Regions from separate parts of the Homo sapiens genome. Here region 2 is linked to region 1. Evidence: read pairs that join two places in POLR2A ChIA-PET (ENCODE). Cell type or tissue: OCI-LY7. All regions are shown on one strand. Each heading gives the region's core, and the rest is flanking DNA. Links, peaks and the distances in the headings are about the cores only.

Region 1 (10,219 bases), core at 3,806-6,305:
ACTGTTATTCTCTGTCCCAAAGCATAAATTACCTCCAAAACGGTATCCTCTGGGTCGTTGGCCGCTGCTCAGTAAATGACTGTGCCTGGGGCAATATCTTTCAGGATATAAATCTCAGTAACTGCCAGAAAATGTACAACAGATGTGCTTGAATGAGCATCACCCCCATAAGCCTAAAACCTCTCATCCAATCGTGAATTTCAGATAAAACTTAAGGCATTGCGCTTGCTCAGCACAGATGTTTTATAGGGGTATTCCCATTAAACCTATAATAATAATAATAATAATATACCATTTGTCAAGTGTCTCTTATGTGTCAAGTATAGACCAATGAGATTTATACATTTAAACAGGAACAATGTTGAACATGTTTTGAGTGCTTATTAATTACTAAGCACTTAACATCACTGGTGACTTTATCATCATTTCCATTTTACTAAGGTTTAGAAAGATTGAATAACTGGCTCAAGGTCACATAGCTAATACGTTAATATTGCCTAATTATTTTATTAAAATTTGTCTTGTCCTTAATTTTGCACTCTTCCCATATGTTTTTAAAACAGTGAGGAATACAAACTTGCAAATTTGCCAGTGGAATCCCTTTTCCAAGCAACAGGAACCTTGAGGCAGTAAGAGATCCTTGAGTGTCTGAGGGGAAGAACCACCCAGGGGAAACTGCTGCACAATTGTGCCAAGAAGGCAGGATATGTGGATAGCCAAAGGGTCAATGGGCCTGCTTAGAGGGTAGCCAGGACCTGCTCATCTGATAAGCAAATGCTCATCAAGTGTCCACAAGCACTCTGGCACCAAGCTCGCAGTTTTAGAAGTCAGAAGAGCATAATTTCACCTTGTATCTGCCCAGGAGGAGTTTACCGTCTGCCCTGGGGAAGGGAAAAAAGGGAGACACTTGTTGAGCACCTACTGTGTACCTGGCACTTTAAAACCCTGAGCCTCATCAAGATGGGATTAATATCTCAGTTTAATCAATGGGGAAACTGAAGCTTAGACAAGACAAGTAATTCTCTCCAGTTAGTGGCCACTCCAATATCTGAGCCTCAAATTTTTTTTTATAGTAGAGAACATGTAGGCATTAAATATTTGACTACATAGAAAGAGACAGAGATGAGAAAGAGAGAAAGTGAAAGAGATACATACACGGTGAAAAAATAAATAGACAAAAATAAAAAAAAACAGAGCAAGAAGAAGCAAAAGAGGCATGGTCCCTGTCCTTGGTGAAGCTTCTAGCTTAATGATATAGACACATCATTAATTAAATAATCACACAAATAAGATAATTTTTAGTACACAATCATCAAACAAATAAATGAATAATTCTCAACACTGAGAAAGTTACTTCACCTTTCTGTTGTCTACGTAATAGAAATAAGAGTAGAACTTACCTCTAGTGTTGTGAGCATTAAATAAAGTAGTACAGTTAAAGCTGTTAGGACAGTGCCTGGTACATAGTTAGTGCCCAGCGTCAGCCATTTATCATTTCTATTGTTACTGTCATTTTTATCACTATTATAGCCATGATGTTTTGAGAGTACAAGGGGCACAGGGAAGAGCATCTATGTAGACATATCCACTTCAAGGAGCTCCCTTAACCAAGAAATACAACCCTGGGCTCAAGCTGGCCCTTCAGGTATGTTTCCCTCTGTCCTGGGAGCCCCCAGGGACAGCAAGTGTGTCCATTTTGCTCCCTAGCATCTTACATGGTATCAGGCTTCCCATTCGTTTTCAACACATATTTATTGAATCAATGCAAATGCCTATTCTTTACACTGGGAGAAAACAGGAAGATGGTTTAAGTCTCCATCTGGCAGATTACTTCCATCCAGGGAATAGGCAGGGTGAACACAGAAAGGGTAACTTGGGTTCATTTTCCCAACCTGCCTATGCAACCCCACTTATGTTGCTCAATGACAGGTCGCAATTTGAAGATTACATAACTGGAGTGTACCTTGTCTCATTTCCGTTGATTTATCTATATAATCAGTTCACTTCAAGCTTTGCTATTGTTTCTGCAGAGACTAGCTTGGTGTTCATTTGGTGGTTGTTGGTTTTTGTTTGACTGCCTGACCAATCGCCCTTCCTAACTAAGCTCAATCAGTCTTTTGCAAAACAAACAAGCATATATGCTGCAAGGAAAGAAGTTCAGAAAAGGATAATGATATGCTGGGATATGCCAAACCCCAAATAGAACAGTATTTCCATCCTTGTACTGCAATGTTGTAGAAACAGTTATTAACTCATTTCGTTTAGCCTTTATCTGCAGGTGTACTTGCTTGTTATGAAACTGCTGCATAATTGAACTACTTCTAAAGCTTGTCTTTAATACAGTTATGATTATGTGGCCACATCTTTCTTAGTTTTTTTATTACCTGTAATCTGGCTATAATAATGCTAAATATTGAAGTATAAGTATATTTATTACAGTAACAGCTATTGTGTGTTGACTGCTTGCTATGGACAAAGCAGTAAGACAGCACTTTCCATACATTATCTTTTAGAATCTTCTTGCTAATCCCTGAAAATAATAATTAAAGTGCAGAAAGTCCAATAAATTACCCAAGGTCATGTTTCTACTGACTGAAGGAGCTGTGGTTGAAAACTAGGTTTATCAGACCCCCAAATCAGTGCTTAGAGCAGCTGTGCTCACTACCTTCACACACAGAAACACACACACATACACAGACACACACACACAGACACACACACTAAGCAAAACTACTGAACACTCTTTGCCATCATTCTGCTGCTATTTAGACTTAAAACAAAAATCTAATTAAGAACAAGCAGGAGAAAACATTTTACACCAAACTGAAGCTGGAAGCAAATTTAAGTCTGACAATACCAAGGTTTGGCAAGGATATTCAAAAGCCTCATAACAGACCTCTCCTGCCCCTTTTAAATCTGTTCTCTTTACAATAGCAAATTAAGCTGTAAGCAAATCATGTCTCTTTCCTGCACAACTCCTTAGTGGTTTCTTAAGTGTGGGAGGTGGATTTAATATCCCCAATTCTTAATATTTTCTATATTCATGTCTTTTGCCGTGTGCCTTGGCAATTCCTCCTAATAAAAACAGAGTATATTTCTTCAGCCCATGGCTTGGATATGTGACACTTGTTTTAGCCAATGATATGCGCAGATGTGGGTCTTGAAATGTACATGTGGGGTTGAGAAATCCTCTTGCTCTCCTCCTTTTGCCCAGAGAAGAATGTCCCTCTGCTAGCCAGTGTCCCAAGGAGAATGGGAAGGACAAGAGACAGACCTGAACTCAACCTGCAGACTGAAGCCAAACCAGGCTAGATCAGCTAAACAACATGCTGCTCTCAAGGACTTTATTACTCCGGCACAGCAAGCAGCATAAGCTTCATGTTCACATTGGTCCCCTTGCTCTCACGTGCCATGGGGACCATGTAGAGGAGCCCGGCTGAATGCTGTGCATGCAGTGGGTTTGTATCAAGGTCTAAGAAACTCTGACCTTAGGGAATCTGGATCTCTTATAACAGCAGTCCCCAACCTTTTTGGCACCAGGGACTGGTTTCATGGAAGACAATTTCCACAGACCAGGGTTGAGTGGGAATGGTTTCGTGATAATTCAAGATCATTATATTTACTGTGCACTTTATTTCTATTATTATTACATTGTAATATATAATACAATTATTATACAACTCACCATAATGTAGAATCAGCGGGAGTCCTAAACTTGTTTTCCTGCAACTAGATGGCCCCATCTGGGGGTGATGGGAGACAGTGACAGATCATCAGGCATTAGGTTCTCATAAGGAGAACGCAACCTAGATCCCTTGAATGAGCAGTTCACAATAGGGTTCACGCTCCTATGAGAATCTAATGCCGCCACTGATCTGACAGGAGGCGGAGCTCAGGAGATAATGAGAGTGATGGGGAACAGCTGTAAATACAGATGAAGCTTCGCTTGCTTGCTTGCCACCCACCTTCTGTTGTGTGGCCCAGTTCCTAACAGGCCATGGGCTGATACTGGTTTGTGGCCTGGGGGTTGGGGACCCCTTTCTTATAGTGAACAATCAGCCTGCCTAAACTTTGATCCAGAGGGAAAAATTAGCTATATTTTATCTAGCTGGGTATGATATAGCCATCTAGGTAAACAAAGCTTCCTAACATGGCTCACAGACACTGCAGGCTCTGCCTTCCCCATCTCCTTTGCAGTATAATCTCCCACGTGCTTTCTCTTTGGCTCCTGTCACATTGATCCTTCAGTCTTCTCTTTTTACCATGCTCCTTCTTGCTACAGGGACTTCGCACATGCTGCTCCCTCTGCCTGGAATGTTCTTCTCTTCTTCTTTATCTATTCAATTCCTATGCATTCTGCAGATTGCTTTTCATGTAGCTCTTCCTCAGGGAAGCCTGACTAGTTAAAATGTCCCCTTTAGGGACTCCCACAGACCTGTGAGTCTGCCTTTCTTGGCTGTTACTGCATTTACAATTTTATGTTAGATTGGTGCAAATGTAATTGCCATTGAAAGTAATGGCAAAAACTGCAATTACATTTGCACTAACCTAATACTTTTGGGTATATTCACTTGATCAGTATGTCTCCCTATGAACAAGTCAATTCCATGAGGGCAAGGAATTCCCTGTGTCTCAGTAGATTCTCAATAATTACTTGTGAAATAAATGGATCTTGATGTCCCTAAGGATTTTTAGAGTGTTTGACATATAATAGGATTCCAAAGAGTGGTCACCAAATTAATAACATACAGTAGAAGGTAAGAAAAAACAGAATGATATTTCATTTTAAAGACCTTGTGGTATCAAGTGATAATACTGTTTGCCAACATACTTACTTCCCAAAGATGTATGGATCTATGAGACAGCACAAATGGATGGACTGCAGGATTTGCATTAATAATAACAGGATCTCCAACCAGAGAAGCATGAGGTGAGACAGACACAGTGACTTTGGCAATCTGTGTATATTCAGAGGCATTTTCCAGAAGAGGGCTGGCATTCTCAATTACAAAATTTGGAAAAGCTAGAACATCTTAGAGGAAACACAAAAGTTGGCTTTTTAATGAGGATTTCTACAAGGCTTCCTAACCAATTTTGTATTTTAAAACCACAAAGGAAAAGTGCAATAAATACTTCTTTTTATTACTTTTTTTATTAATTAGAAGTTATTTTTTAAATTAAATGTCTTAAAGATCAGTTGAGTTGGCTTGGTAGGGTCATCAGGAGCTGAGAAAGATTTCAGAACTTACCCTACAAGTTACCATACTGCAGTTTCACAGAGGCTGGCAGAAGACACAAGACTTCTGGGTCAGAGACAAAGGACTTTATTACTCATAGCTCAGCAACCAGCATAAGCTTCATGTTCACATCCTTTCTCTTTGTTCCTCAGGCCCCACGGGGGCAAAAACAAATGCCCTAAATAGATGCTCTGCATGCTTTGGGTCTGCATTTGTATCACAGTTGAGAAACCCTTAACTTACAAACCCACATCTTATAAAACGAGCAGTAAGCCTGCCTGACCTTTGACCTGGAGGGAGAAAATACCTTTATTACACTGGATGCTAAACAAACCATCCTCTGCTTCAGAGGGAAATAGTATCTCTATTACTACTTAAACATGCTTAAAAAAAATTGTCCAGAACAAAGGCAACCAGTGCCTCTGCTCACAAGATGCACAGAAGTGCAAGAGACCCACGGAGAACTGTCTCCCAGCAAGGGCTGGTCTTTTTTCATTTGTTTTGGTTTTGTTTTTTTATACTTTAAAAAATATGTGTAGCAGCTGCGCAGTGCCCCGCCCCCATTTCCTCCATACTCACCTCTACAAGTGGAATACTACTTCTACAACTCTGCCTGGAGAGCAGCTTCTCCTGCACAAAGGATAAGCCAGAGTGCCAGAGAGTGAAGTCCCCTGGAAGCTGTCCTCAAGCAATGGCCAAGAGGGATATGGTGATCAAATACCTCAGCTTCCTCACCTTTAGTGTGGATAAATAACACTGAGGTGTGCTTCCACACTGGATTCCTGAGTACCCCAATGAAATCGAGCTCTGGTTGCCCCTGGCGCTAACACGCTTGTTAACACACCCTTTATCCATTGCCTACCATTCATTGTCTGGCTTCCTTACCCCACTCTGGGTGTTTCCTGGGATCAGCTCCCAAGTTAATTACAGTACTTGCACTGGAACCCTTCCCTTAGTGTTGGCTTTCAAGAGAATCTGAACTAAGGCAATGTGATATAATAATGTTTTGCAATGTGCAACAAAACATAAAGAATATGGCACTGGCCATTTCAGTAAGAGAACAGTATTAAGGAAATCAGATATGATCAGTTAATTCAGATAAATACTGAAGTTTAGAAAGGTCTTCTGCCTTGCCATATCTGATCCCTGCTCGTGTCTCTGGCCTCATCTTTCCATACGTCCCTTTTCATATGCTCGTTGCAATTATCCCGAACTTCTTTCCACTTCTCTAGTCCACCTCTAAACAATTATATATATTTTTTCTACAGCATTTTTAACTTCCTAACATTCTACCCATTCTTCAGTTGGCCCTTAGACATCACTTTCTTCAGAAAGTCTTTCCTGGCCTGCCTGACTCTGCTTCAGTATTCCTTCTCAGTGTTTGCATGTTACCCCATCATGACATTTGACACATTGTATTATAATTGCCTTTAGTTTGGGTGACTCCTCGGGGAACCATAAACTCTAACTGCAAAAAATGTGTTTATTTGATAACTGAATAAGAATACCTCATTTTTTTTTTCTTTTTTTTAGACGGAGTCTCGCTCTGTGGCCCAGGTTGGAGTACAGTGGCATGATCTTGGCTCACTGCAAGCTCCATCTCCTGGGTTCACGTCATTCTCCTGCCTCAGCCACCCGAGTAGCTGGGACTACAGGCGCCCACCACCACGCCCGGCTAATTTTTTGTATTTTTAGTAGAGACGGGGTTTCACCGTGTTAGCCAGGATGGTCTCAATCTCCTAACCTCGTGATCCACCTGCCTCGGCCTCCCAAAGTGTTGGGATTACAGGCGTGAGCCACTGCACCCGGGCCCTCATACATATTTTTTGAATGAATAATAAATAATATTAATGATCATTTGTAGGACAGTCTTTCACTCATATTTTTTTCATTTAATCCTCACAACAACCCTGGGGTGAGGGGTATGATTATTCTCTCTTCCATTTTCCACATGAGAATGCTGAGACACAGAAACACCAAGTGGTTTTATGTTATACAGCTAATCAGTGGCAGAGTTGGGATTTGAACCCAAAATTTGACTTGCTGGAACCAAATCTCATGTTTTCAAATGACTGAGATGCTTTCATGATTCAGGATGAACTTCTCTTGGGTAAAAATGAGAAAAAGCAAAAGTTGGCTGGGCAAGTGGCTCATACCTGTAATCCCAGCACTTTGCAAGGTCGAGACCAGTGGATCACCTGAGGTCTGGGAGTTCGAGGACAGCCTGGCCAGCATGGTGAAACCCTGTCTCTACTGAGAATACAAAAATTAGTCGGGCGTGGTGGTGGGCGCCTATAATCCCAGCTACTCGAGAGGTTGAGACAGGAGAATCACTTGAACCCGGGAGGCAGAGGTTGCAGTGAGCCCAGCTCGCCCCATTGCATTCCAGCCTGGGCAACAAGAGTGAAACTTCATCTCAAAAAAAAAAAAAAAAAAAAAGAAAGAAAGAAAGAAAGAGAAATAAATAAATAAATAAATAAAGGGAAAGAAAAGAAAAGAAAAAAAGAAAAAGTGAAAGTTTTCAGAATGTCAAAATTTGAGAAAGTTCTCACGCAACTGAACAATAGCTCTGGGGAGGAAGGAGGAGAACGACATAATGAACGAACTTTCCGATCAAGCAGATTTTGGCTCAGATCCTAATTCTGAGTCTCACTGGACAAATGACAACTTGGACAAGCAACTCATCTTCTCTGAGGCTAGAAGACAACTGTCACTCAATTAGAAGCCTCTGGCTGGACCAGTTAGGAAGCTCCTCATTGTTATTTAAGAGATAAGTGATACAGATTATTGGTCACTATGATTTGTCATTCATTCTCATAGAAAATGTAGAGTTTCTTTTTACATAAATTCATTATGTTTTATTAGACAGGATGTATGAAAGCTGGGTAAAAATAGTTCCCTAAATGATGTTATTTCATACAACTTCTGTCTAACCCTGTGGTGTCAGGAAATTACTCAATGCTCGAAGTCACAATGCATTTGGAAACAAAAAGTCATTATATGTCCTACTGTGCTGGCTTACTTTGTATTTTTCTCTGTTTTCTTCTTTCTCTCTCTTTTATTTGTTCTCTGCTTCCCTTAATTTCAGCTGAGCTTTTTCTTTACAGTGAAGGTTTTAGCAAAGGTAACTAAGGCTAGACTCTCAGAACATCTTTGGAAAAAGCAAATAATTTTTTTAAAGTGCCCTGAATTCAGGTCCTATTGCCTCTTCATTCCCGAATTAAAACTTCTCTTCCAATTTAGTTGGTCAAGCTTTTATTGAATGGTAAGGTTGGTCCCTAGGTATTAGGTATAACTTAAGAAATTCACAAGGATGAATAGGGCCTCATACCTACCCCTTCACTCCCTGCCCAGGTACACTCAGCCCAGGAGAAAATGTGATGTATCCAGGAAACAACAGTGAGGCAGACACTGTCAGTGCCCCACCCACATCCCTTTCACTCTTACCATTTCAGTGCACACAATCCCAATTCCGTCGGTACCTGTGGTGTCCTCTGGCACTGAAGTACTGGAAAATTAATGTGCTTTTTTTTTTCTTTTGGTCTCCATCAAAGGAGACTTTCCTCTCCAAAACCTCATGAATCTATTTCATGAAGGTGGCTGCAAGCCTCTCTCCAATCATGTATATTTTCACCATCCTCTTTCCTGAATCAAAAAATTATCTTCTACTTCCAAAGGTGGGCTTTAGGATATATAAAACCTTTCTGTTTAAGCAATAGTCTGAAAATTTCTGAACCATAAAATTTGTTAACTAGATATTTTTTATTTTTGCTCATTGACTTTCCTGAAACAGGCAAGGAAACAGATTCACCCCTCCAGCCTCCAGAAGGTAGCATAGCCTTGCCAACACTTTGAGTTCTTCCCAGTGAGACCCATGTCAGAACTTTTAACTACAGAACTGTAAGACAAATTTATGCTGTTTTAAGGCATCATCAAGTTTGGGATAATCTGTTGCAGCATGAAAAGAAAATTAACACAGAGGTTATTTTGATTATGTAAGAAAATATCAGTAAGCACATCTTACGTGAGTGAGCTGCCCATAGTGAATGGCCAATGTGCTAAACCTGAAATTGGGTAGCATCACTCCTTTTCTCAAAATCCTCTAAGAGCTTCTCGTCTCACACAGAGCAAAAGGCCAAACTCCCACAACTGCCTCCAGATCCCACATGTTAGGCCCTTCGTTATCTATCTGGCCTCATCTTCTACCACTCTTGCTCTCCCTCCCTCTGTTCCAGCCACACAGGCCTGTCTGTTCTTTGCACACATCAAGCAGTCTGTGCCACAGAGACTTTGCTCTGATCATTCTCCTCGTCCAAGGTGCATCTTCCCTGGATCTCTCCATGACTCATTTACTCATTTCCTGTAGGTCTCTGCTATTAGGTTGGAGTAAACATAATTGCGGTTTTTGCCATTAAAAGTAATGGCAGGCCGGGTGCAGTGGCTCATGCCTGTAATACCAGCACTTTGGGAGGCTGAGTCAGGTGGATCACTTGAGGTCAGTAGTTCAAGACGAGCCTGGCTAACATAGTGAAATCTCATCTCTACTAAAAATACAAAAAATTAGCCGGGGCATGGTGGTGCCTGTAATCCCAGTTACTGGGAAGGCTGAGGCAGGAGAATCATTTGAACCCAGGATATGGAGGTTGCAGTGAGCCGAGATCACACCACTGCAATCCAACCTGGGCGACAGAGCAAGACACCATCTCAAAAAAAAAAAAGTCATGGCAAAAACCGCAATTACGTTTGTGCCAACCTAATATAATGTCACTATAGCAGAGAGGTCTTCTCAGGCCAAATAAAAAAATTTCCCACCCCTGCAGACACTTCCTATCTCTTAAAATTTCACATATTATTTGTTCATTTTTTTGCCTCCTCCCTATCCCCCTCCCACTTAAAATACAAGTGTCATGAAATTGGGAACTTTCATCTGTTCCTCGCTGTATGCTCAGTACTAAGAACAGTGTCTGTCCATAGTAGGCACT
Region 2 (10,219 bases), core at 3,868-6,367, 120 kb after region 1:
CAGAAGTTAATACATGCTCACTGTAAAGATTTTACTAATAATAGAAGTATGGAACACAGAAGCCATCATTCTGTGTAATCCCACTCTGGGCCAATTTTGTATTTTCAGTTACAGGATTTGGACTTAGGGCAAATCACACTCGATCAAGGACACCTATGTAACTACTTTGGGCAGTTACTGGTAAGCAAAACTGAAACTTGCCAACCTGGTCATTTCACTTTCTGACCAGTTTCAGACCGTGTCCTTTAGTAGGCCTCAGTGTATTTTGTTTATTTTGTGATTACTGCCTTGAGAATCCTCTGACTGTTTTGCCTTAACTTCACTCATTTAGCTTTTATCCCATGTTCTCTGGGCCTCATGCTAGGCTAGATAAAGTCTGAGGATACAACTCCACAGAAGGTGAGAAAGCACAGTCCTAACTCCCAAGTCAGGCAGTTGGTCAGCAGATACTTAAGTGCCAGGTTTTCTGATGGGTGTTAGGGATAGAGTGACACAAATCAGATGGAGCCCCAGCCCTCTAGGGAAGTGAGATACAGTAAATACACAAATATTTCCAAGGACTGTTGAATGCTGTGAAGTCAAAAGTAGGGTAATGAGTTGGGGTTAGGGGGATTCTAACTAACATGATCAAGGAAGACTTTTCTAAGCATTTAACATTTGAGCTGAGACCAGAATGCCGAGAAAGAAGTAGCCACAGGCTGGGCGTGGTGGCTCACACTTGTAATCCTAGCACTTTGGGAGACTGAGGCGGGAGGATCACTTGAGTTTAGGAGTTTGAGACCAGCTTGGCAACATAGTGAGACCCCATCTCTACAAAAAAAATTAGCTGGTCATGGTGACCTGTAATCCCAGCTACTCAGGAGGCTGAGGTGGGAGGATCACTTGTGCCCAGGAGGTCGAGGCTGCAGTGAGCTGTGATTGCGCATACTGGACTCCAGCCTGGGCAACAGAGCAAGACCCTGTCACAAAAAGTAAAAAAGAAAGAAGCAGCCATCAGATCATCTGGAAGGGGCACTCTGAGAAGGGAAGGGGGAGGAATGTAGGGAAATAATGCTGACAAGGTTAGACTGTAGAGGCCAAGGAAAGGAATTTGGATTTAAGTGTAATGAAAGTTGGGGGGATAGTTGGTGGTTAGGGGTAGCTTCAGCAAGGGAATGATCTAATTCATGTTAAGATCACTGGCTAATATGTGGAGGGACTGGCTGACCAGGTTAGAGGTAATAGTGGCTTGGACTTTGCTAATGGCAGTGGTAATGCAGAGAGGTTATCCTGTTCAGGATACGTTTGGAGGTGGAGTTTACATGATTTGATGAAAAATTGGATGTGGATGAGGGAGAAATATAAGAATTGGGATTTGGGGCTTGAGCAACTGAATGGTACCACTTAATGAACTGAGGAATGCTGGCGAATGTGGGAGACTTAGGGTCAGCAGCTCTGATTTTGGCCACACTGCTTTTGACGTACTTAGTGGGCATTCATGTGCGGCTGTGGTGTCAGCAGTTGAATACACAATCTGGAGCATGGTGGAGCAGTCTGGGGTGGAGACTGGGTCAGTCTGTATCCTCAACATACAGAGGACATGGAAAGTCGTGGGACCTAGGTTTGTTTCCTAATATAGGAGTGTCAATAAAGAATCCATTAGGGCCAAGGGCTGAGCCTTGGGTCCCTCCACAGTGAGGTGGTGGGTGGGCGAGGAGGACTCTTCAGTGAGGCAGTAAGGAAACCAGATGAGTGTGATGGTGGTGAATCTGGGAAGAGAGAAGAACATGCTTTAAGTGAGGAGTGATGGTCTCTGTTATATGCTGCTGTGAAGTAAAGTCAGGCCAGAGAATCGATCTCTGGCTTTGACAGTATGAAGGTCATTAATGACCTTAATCTGGAGAGTTGGGGAGGCAGAACCCTCATTGTATGGGGAAGTGATAGCCTGAGCTGAAGAAGTGGAGAGGGCAAGTATGGACAGCTTTTTAAAGGGTTTCACTTTGAAAGGGGATTGGAGAAATGAGGCAGTAGCAGGATGAAGACATGGGGTAAAGGATCTAAGGGAATGATGAGGAGGTTTGTTTTATTTTATTTGGATAGTATTAGGGAATGTTTGTCTGCCACTGGGAATGATCCAAGAGTAAGGGATAATTGGTCACATGTGAAAAGAATTGATAATCACAAGTATAGTACCTTGAGTTGGAAAAAGGAGATGCAACTCAGAGTCCACATGGACAGGCTGGTTTTGGATGGAATCAGAGACTTTATCACATTCTCATGAGAGGAAAAGCATATGGATTCAGTTGCAGGTAGGGATGTAGAATTGTGGAATAAGATGGTTAGTTCATTCTCGTCATTTCTGTGAAGGAAGAGGGAAGTTGGGAGATCATCTGTTCACAGTAAGAGGAAGAGTTTTGTCTTCCTTTTTAAGTATCCAGTCAAGGATACAGGGATACAGCCAAGTAACAACAGACATTTATGCATCCTTTGTAGTAGGGATCCCCAACTTCTCGGCTGTGGATCAGTACCCGCCTATGGCCTGTTAGGAAACAGGCCACACAGCAGGAGGTAAGTGGGGGTGGGGGACTGAGCATTACTGCCTGAGCTCCACGTCCTGTCAGATCAATGGCATTAGATTCTCATAGGAGCACAAACTCTGTTGTGAACTGTCCATGCCTGGGATCTAGGTTGCGTGCTCATTATGAGAATCTAATGCCTGATGATCTGAGGTTCCCCTGACCCCCCCAACCCTGGTCAGTGGAAAAATTGTCTTCCACGAAACTGGTCTCTGGTGTCATAAAGATTGGGGACTGCTGCTTCAGAGGCTTCCCAGCACCCTTAGAAGAAAATGTAAACTCCCTAGCAAGGCCTGGATAGTGGGAGTGTGTGCCCAGAAAATCAGAAATCTCAGCAACTTGAGGTGGAATCCTGTCAGAGCACTGGGGTGAAGAAGTAGAGATCAGGAAAGGAAGGCTTCCTGGAAGAGGCGAATGGGGAGAGTTGGAGAGTTAGCCAGTCTGGTGTGGAAGCAGCTTGTGAGGCTGGGGCATCAGTGTGTGGGAGCCTGGAACTTGTTGCAGCCTTGGCAGGTAGGTAGTGGAGGACAGGAGATGGGAGTAGATATGTTTGAAAGATCACTATGGTAGCATTGTAGAAATGAATTGGTGGTAGCTAAAGTTAAGGGCCAGTTGGGCATGTAGCCACCTCCCTAATGTGAAATCCCCAAGTTTCTAGGTAATGATAAATGGAGGAAGTGGAATTTTAAAATGTACTTATACAATCAAATGAATCAAAATGAATTGTTTCTCCCCGGTAAAACCCTTTAATGGTTTCTATTTGCTTGCCTTTGTTCGTTCATACAACACATATTTATTGAGCATCTACTTTGTGCTAGGTATTTTCAGGAAAACAACAGCAAAGAACTGCCCTCTAAAGGTTTATTTTAGTGGAGGAGACAGGCAACAACAACGAGTTAAAGAAAAGTATATGGCAGGTGGTAAGGGGTGTTTTGGAAAAAGATGAAGTATGGGAAATACAATTTTAAATGGGGTGAGAAGGGATTTTCTGAGTCGTGACTTGTAGGATGTGAGAGCTTCAGTCGTGCATATTGTGGATAAGCTTTCACACAGAAGGAACAGCAAATCTGAAGTCTCTGGTTGGAGAAGACCTGGTGTTTTGAAGAACAGCAGGGGGCGGAGTGGCTGGAGAGGCCAGTGTGGAGAGAATGCTGTGGAAAAAGGTCAGGTGCTGAAGGGTTATGAGTGAGTTGGGCAGGCAGATCACACAGGGCCTTGTAGCCCACTGAAAATCCAAATCCTTTACTGTTGCCTACAGGCTCCACTTGGGCTTTTTCCCACTCCTCAGTTCTTGCATATGCTCTTCCCACTGACGGGCTACTGCTTCTCCTGCTGCCCCACACCTCTTCCCTGATGGTTTCTTCTAAACCTGCTAGACTTAGGTTAAGTGTCACCGTTTTTTTTAATTTGTCCTAATGCTCTCCCTCCCCTTGCCCCCCAATGCCCAACAGGCTCCAGTGTGTCATGTTCCCCTCCCTGTGTCCATGTGTTCTCATTGTTCAACTCCTACTTATGGGTGAGAACATGCGGTGTTTGGTTTTCTGTTCCTGTGTTAGTTGGCTAAGACTGATGGCTTCCACCTTCATCCATGTCCCTGCAAAGGACGTGAACTCATTCTTTTTATGGCTGCATAGTATTCCATGGTGTGTATGTGCCGCATTTTCTTTATGCAGTCTATCATTCATGGGCATTTGGGTTGGTTCCAAGTGTTGCTATTGTAAATAGTGTTACAGTAAACATACGTGTACGTGTGCCTTTATAGTAGAATGATTTATAATACTTTGGGTATATACCTAGTAATGGGACTGCTGGGTCAAATGTATTTCTGGTAGGAGTCACCTTTTTGAATTTTCCACATCACTCTCTATATTGCTTTATAGCCATTATCAAAAGATATCCATTGCTGTCTGGTGTCAACATAAACCAAGCCATCACTCTTGCTGAAAGGTGCTGTTATTGTTAGATTTGGGGTATAAATGCCAGGTAGAAGGAATTATCATGAGAAGTGTTTACATAGGTCTTGGCTAATTTGCACAATTGGCCCGGAGGGGGAAAACAGTATAGACCACCCACTAATAATAATTCTTGTTGAAGGAGGGAGATAACATTCACGGCATAACACTCCCCTGTTGGTGATAGAGTGTGGTTCGTCTTTGGTTCCAGTGTCCTGGTATTCTTTTTTGATTGAGTAACAATAAGCCGTGAAGAGAGAAATGGTTTTGGAATAGCTGGTATATACAAATAAATGACGGTGTGCTTGAATCCCTCTGTTACATCACCAGGGTTTTCTTTCCCAAGATAAACTCTGTGCTTTTTTCCAGCCTCTGAATAGGATATTTATTTTCTCCCTTCCCTTTATTTCTGTTTCTAGGCCTTTTTCTTTCCACTCTGATGAACTACTGTACTGGAGACAGACTCGGTGTCTGCTGTAGATTTTAAATGCTACACTTTCTGTTCCTCTTATCTTAGCCCCATGTCTGGTGAGCTTTTCATTGTTAACTGGCAGCTGCGATGGCTATTTCTTCAAAAGATGTTGTTGTTTGGTAGATGTTTTCTTAAAAGCTGGTGGCTGTTGCTGAAAATAATCTGTGTTGTGTGAGTTTATAATCTATTCATGAATCATATTCTCATTGTGGTTGTAGTTACGCTAGGGTAACAAATACAACAATTAATTTTTTTATTCATCAGTGCTGGGTAGTCTTTGTAGAAATTTCACAAAGATCCTCTTTTTTTCTTCACTAGTAATTCTGAAGTAAAAATAGCTACTGAAGGCTGAGCGCAGTGGCTCACGCCTGTAATCCTAGCATTTTGGGAGGCTGATCTGGGAGAATCACTTGAGCCCAGGAGGTTGAGGCTGCATTGAGCTGTCTTCATGCCACTGCATTCCAGCCTGGGTGACAGAGCGAGACCCTTTCTCAAAAACAAACAAAAAAACAGCTACTTATATATAGGATTTAGATAGATGGCAATCAAGAATTATGAACATGTGACAAATCCTTATAGCTATGTGGTTGCATACCCATTTTTTTTTTTGAGTGCCAAGGTATTTTTGAAAAGTAATTGATAACTTAAAAAATTAAGCATCTTAGACAATACCTGGTAGAAAGTAGTGGTAGTAATAATAGTAGCTCTCATTCTTTGAGCACTTACTGTGTGTGTCACGCACTGAGTAAAGAGCTTTACATGGACTGCCTCAATCCTTACAGCAGTAGTCTGAAACAGGTATTTATATTATCCCCGTTTTAAAGAGGAAACTGAGGCTCAGGAAAGTTACACTGTCCCAAATCTCACTGCTTATGAGTGGCAAAGCTGCGATTCCTGGTCTGGCTCACCCCATGGCCAGATGGTTCCCTGATTTATCAATTCAGCAGTGGCTTATTTCTGCATGTTGAGCTGACATTTGTGGGGACAACAGGAATAGGCTTTTATTTATTGGTAAATGAGTAAAGCATCAGGCGCACTCCAGAGAGCAGTTTAAAATCAGGGAATTTGCTTGGTTAATGTTTTAGATAATAGCAGCAGTAGTGAAGTTCTGGTGGAGAGGGGGAAATGGATTATGTCAGGACCTTGGGCCTAAAACCTTTGCGAGGCTTGAGTGTGCATATTAGTCCACATAAGGGTTCATCTAAACTCTGTAGGGTATATAGTTTGTAGAATGCATGGTGGAGAAATGGTTAACTCTGAGAAAGCAAATCCTAATGGTTAGTTGAGACAGGTGAAAACAATTCAGAAATTAAACATAAAAGGGAAATGGCGTATTTATTACCCACTTAGGACAATGTCTACATCTGAGAAGATAAACACAACTATTACAACATTTTAGAATAATGCATGGAAATCATTGTAATCCAAAGATTATCTAGGAAGCTTTCTCTCTCTCTCTCTCTTTTTTTTTTTTTTTTTTGTTTGAGATGGAGTCTCGCTCTGTTGCCAGGCTGGAGTGCAGTGGCGCCATCTCGGCTCACTGCAACCTCCGACTCCCTGTTTCAAGCTATTCTCCTGTCTCAGCCTCCCAGGTAGCTGGGATTACAGGCATGCGCCACCATGCCCAGCTAATTTTTGTATTTTTAGTAGAGACCGGGTTTCACCATGTTGGCCACGATGGTCTCGATCTCCTGACCTCGTGATGCGCCTGCCTCTGCTTCCCAAAGTGCTGGGATTACAGGCGTGAGCCACTGCGCCCGGCCTGCCTTTCTTTTGAGAATTAGAATTGTTAATTTTTACTCGTACCCATTAAGCAAGGCTCTGGTTGATATTAAGTAACTAAGTAGATTGATCTGACCTCTCATTCTTTTTTCCCCATCTCTGCTTGCCCGGGTGGTAATGCTACCCAGAAAGGAAATAAGTTCAAACAACAACAAAGGACAGAACTTTTCATCAGATATTTTCTTTAGACTTGGTCATGTTACATTACTGTGGCCTTACCTGTGTGTGTCAGGGCGGGCACAAGGCCGATGGGAGTTTGCTCAAAGACCAGGCCAGCTTGCTCTCTCTGACCGCAGAGCCTGTCCCAGAACCCTGTCCTTGGCTCATCACACAGTGGTTCACACTGTATATTGCCAGTGAGCTGACTGACAAGTAGTGGAGAGATGACTGAGAGGCTCCCCGATCCATCCACAGGAACTGGGAATTACCTGCCCAGTAGTCTTTGGCAGGAATCTAGGGTTTTGAAATGGTTATGACTAAATAGGACATAATTTTTTTAACATGAAAAATGGGTCTTAATATATATTTTAATGGTTCTGAAATAGTGCCGAGGACTTTGAGAGGTCAGGCTTTAATGCTTGATTTGGTAAAATTTACCAGCCCCTGTTCAGAGACAGATTTTCCTTGCATTTTAAAAGATAAGTTTTTATTTTTATTCCCAAATCCCCAGGAAATTTTAAGTGCTGTCAGTTTTGTGAAAAGGTAACTAGAGAGTGAGTAGGGAATATACCTTGCAAGCTATTGGTTTGGCCTCATTACTCAAATTCTTATTTGCCTGATGAAGATATCCTGTAATAGGATCCCTTTGTGTGTAGCCCCTCCACAGCTTTCCCTGGAAGGCCTTGGCCATGATTCTGTCTATATCTGGGCACTGTCAAATGAAGAGAGAAGTCCAGAGTGGAAGAATAGCCACTTGATCTTTTTCAAATCCCAGAGTTTACAATTTTTTTTTTTTTTTTGAAGATGGAGTCTCGCTCTGTTGCCCAGGCTGGAGTGCAGTGGCGCAATCTTGGCTCACTGCAAGCTCCGCCTCCCGGGTTCACCCCATTCTGCCTTAGCCCCCTGAGTAGCTGGGACTACAGGCGCCCACGACCACGCCCGGCTAATTTTTTTTGTATTTTTATTAGAGACGGGGTTTCTCCGTGTTAGCCAGGATGGTCTCAATCTCCTGACCTCATGATCCGCCCGCCTTGGCCTCTCAAAGTGCTGGGATTACAGGCATGAGCCACCGCACCCGGCAAGTTTACAAAATTTTTAATGGATTCGAATGTATCTGTACTGCTTAAGAATTTTTGCACCAAGTTTTAGGACACTAGACAGGTGGCTACTTCTGTGAAGATACAATAAGAACTTGCGCATTGATTTTGTTAAATATGGCTGTTGATTGCCGTATGTGGCTTGGGAGAGTAGAATGATGCTGTTTCAAAGAACTGCTAAGAAAAGGTGAGACACAAGGATCTAGAAGAGGTGGACCCTTAACGCTGGAGTTAATGGTATATACAGTAGAAGTTTTGTTTGTTTGTTTGTTTGTTTGAGAGAAGGTCTCACTGTGTTGCCCAGGCTGATCTTGAACTCCTGGGCTCAAGCATTCCTCCTGCCTCGGTGTCCCAAAGTGCTGGGATTATAGGCGTGAGCCACCACATCCAGCCTACAGCAGAAGTTTGCTGATTTATTGTTTCTAGTGCTGATCTTCTTGCTGTTACTAACTTGTAAACACCCGCCCCCCCAAAAAAAAGTAGAGGAGAAAGCATGAAGCTTAATTACCCCAAGTTGTATTATAACTCTGATAAAGGTTTTGTAGGCAATAGCTGTGAATACCCATGTGTGGAATCTATGCTTATAGTGTGTCTGGCCTTGACTAGGTTGTCAGGGGCTCAGGGAGAGCCCCTGGAGGCCATAGAGGACACTTCGGGACTTTCTCTTGCTACAGAGAGCAAACTGAAGGCCCCTGGCTAATGAGGCCGCTACAGGTCTGATCCAGTGTTCTCTTTTCCTTATGGCCTTTTTGTCTTCTCTTCAGAGAAAAGGAACATTATTGCCATCTATTTTTTTATTTTTTCAAATACCCTTGACTGTATTTATTCTGTATTAGGTGATCTCCTTTGTCTCCACCCATACCCTCTTTAAATTGCCCCACTGCCCCTGAAACTTTTACTTTAGGAAAAGAGTTTACATTAAATGCTGCTCTCTTTTAGTGTCTCCCTTGTCATTTAGGTGACATGGGTGGCAGATGTAAGTTTTAACGATAATAAAACTGTGTCAAAGGAAAGAGAAGCCTGAAGTTTGGAAGTAGACACAGGAAGGACGAGGGTGTGGGCTTTGAAATCAGGGATTCTCAAACTGGGGTTATTTGAGCAATGGGAGGTCCTTGCATCACTTCATGTATATGTGCAAAATATTGGCCATATTTACCTGAGTACAGTTTTGTAGGGAGAGAAAATATACCTTCCAACAGATTTTCAAAAGCCCTCATGACTCAATAGTGTTTAGCACCACCAATGAATATCCAAAGTGTTTTTTTATAAGATCATCACAAATTTCCATTATTATTTTACTTGTACTTAAAGCAGGTGTTTGTGCAGGTTCCCATATTCAAGGTAATTAAAAAATTTTTTAATTTGGTTTCTAAATGTTTTGTTTTGCTTAGTGCATTCACTGCTGTGTTTTCTGCAATATTAATTACAGAAACATACAGTATTTTGGCTGCATTAAAAGTTAAGAGTCAGAAGTAGGCCAGGCTGAGAAGATGAACCTTTTTTTGTCATAGTAATACCACATAGGCATGCATCATTTCAGATAGACAAAAAAATTTCAGTCCTACCTGAGGTTTTGGAACTGAAGTTATTTGTAAATTAAGGGCAAATGGGAGACAGACTTTAGGACTTGAGGTGGCAGCCAGGGTGATCTTTCTAATACTCTCATATAATAGGGTCTTGTTTTTAAATGACTTCATTGATTGCCATTGCCCTTAGGGTAAAGGTAAAACTACTTAATGTGGCTGGTGGACAGTGTTGTATTTGCCTAAGGCCACCACAGCCTCTAAACTCCTTGGCTTTTTCACAGGTTATGTGCTGTCCCTGTGTAGGTACACTTTCCTTTTTCCCAGACAATTTCCCTCTGCTCCTTTCCCGTGACCCCTTTCCCCAAGAAAGAGAAAATTACTTCTCATCTCTTAGATCGGGGCTTAGGCAGTAGTTCTTCCAGGCAGCTTCCCCAGGCCTCTGGTCCAGTTTTATGTCTGCTCCTTGCTTTTTGTGTTCAGCCATAGGGAGATTGTTACATGTCATCACAGATAGATCTGTCTAATTTTATTCAACTACCACCTAGTTTTTGGTATTATGGGTGTGCTATTCTTGTTTAAACTTGACCTTTATGGATGGACATACAGACTCTTGGCAGTGTTGCTGCTTTTACCGACAGTCCTACAGTTATTTTTACAAGTTTATTTGCAGTAGTGA

Evidence for each region. Peaks named below come from ENCODE experiments on the same cell type or tissue, not always from the same donor. Only the 100,000 strongest peaks of a DNase experiment are listed, where the experiment ranks them.
Region 2: POLR2A ChIA-PET joins it to region 1 with 9 read pairs; 3 of 35 experiments call an interaction of 5 or more read pairs at or near these places.

Annotation. Positions count from the first base shown.
Region 1 is chr3:63,800,203-63,810,421 of GRCh38, forward strand. It overlaps the pseudogene CDHR18P and a transcript of C3orf49 not described here. Among named protein-coding and RNA genes, the nearest start is that of C3orf49, 14 kb to the right of the region's middle. In OCI-LY7, for the core only: no CTCF peak of the experiment used is centred there; no DNase peak of the experiment used is centred there.
Region 2 is chr3:63,922,829-63,933,047 of GRCh38, forward strand. The region is part of intron 4 of ATXN7 (ataxin 7); the gene reads left to right. Among named protein-coding and RNA genes, the nearest start is that of ATXN7, 64 kb to the left of the region's middle. In OCI-LY7, for the core only: no CTCF peak of the experiment used is centred there; a DNase peak (open chromatin) is centred at 5,023; H3K4me3 peaks cover 1,319 bases; H3K27ac peaks cover 2,317 bases.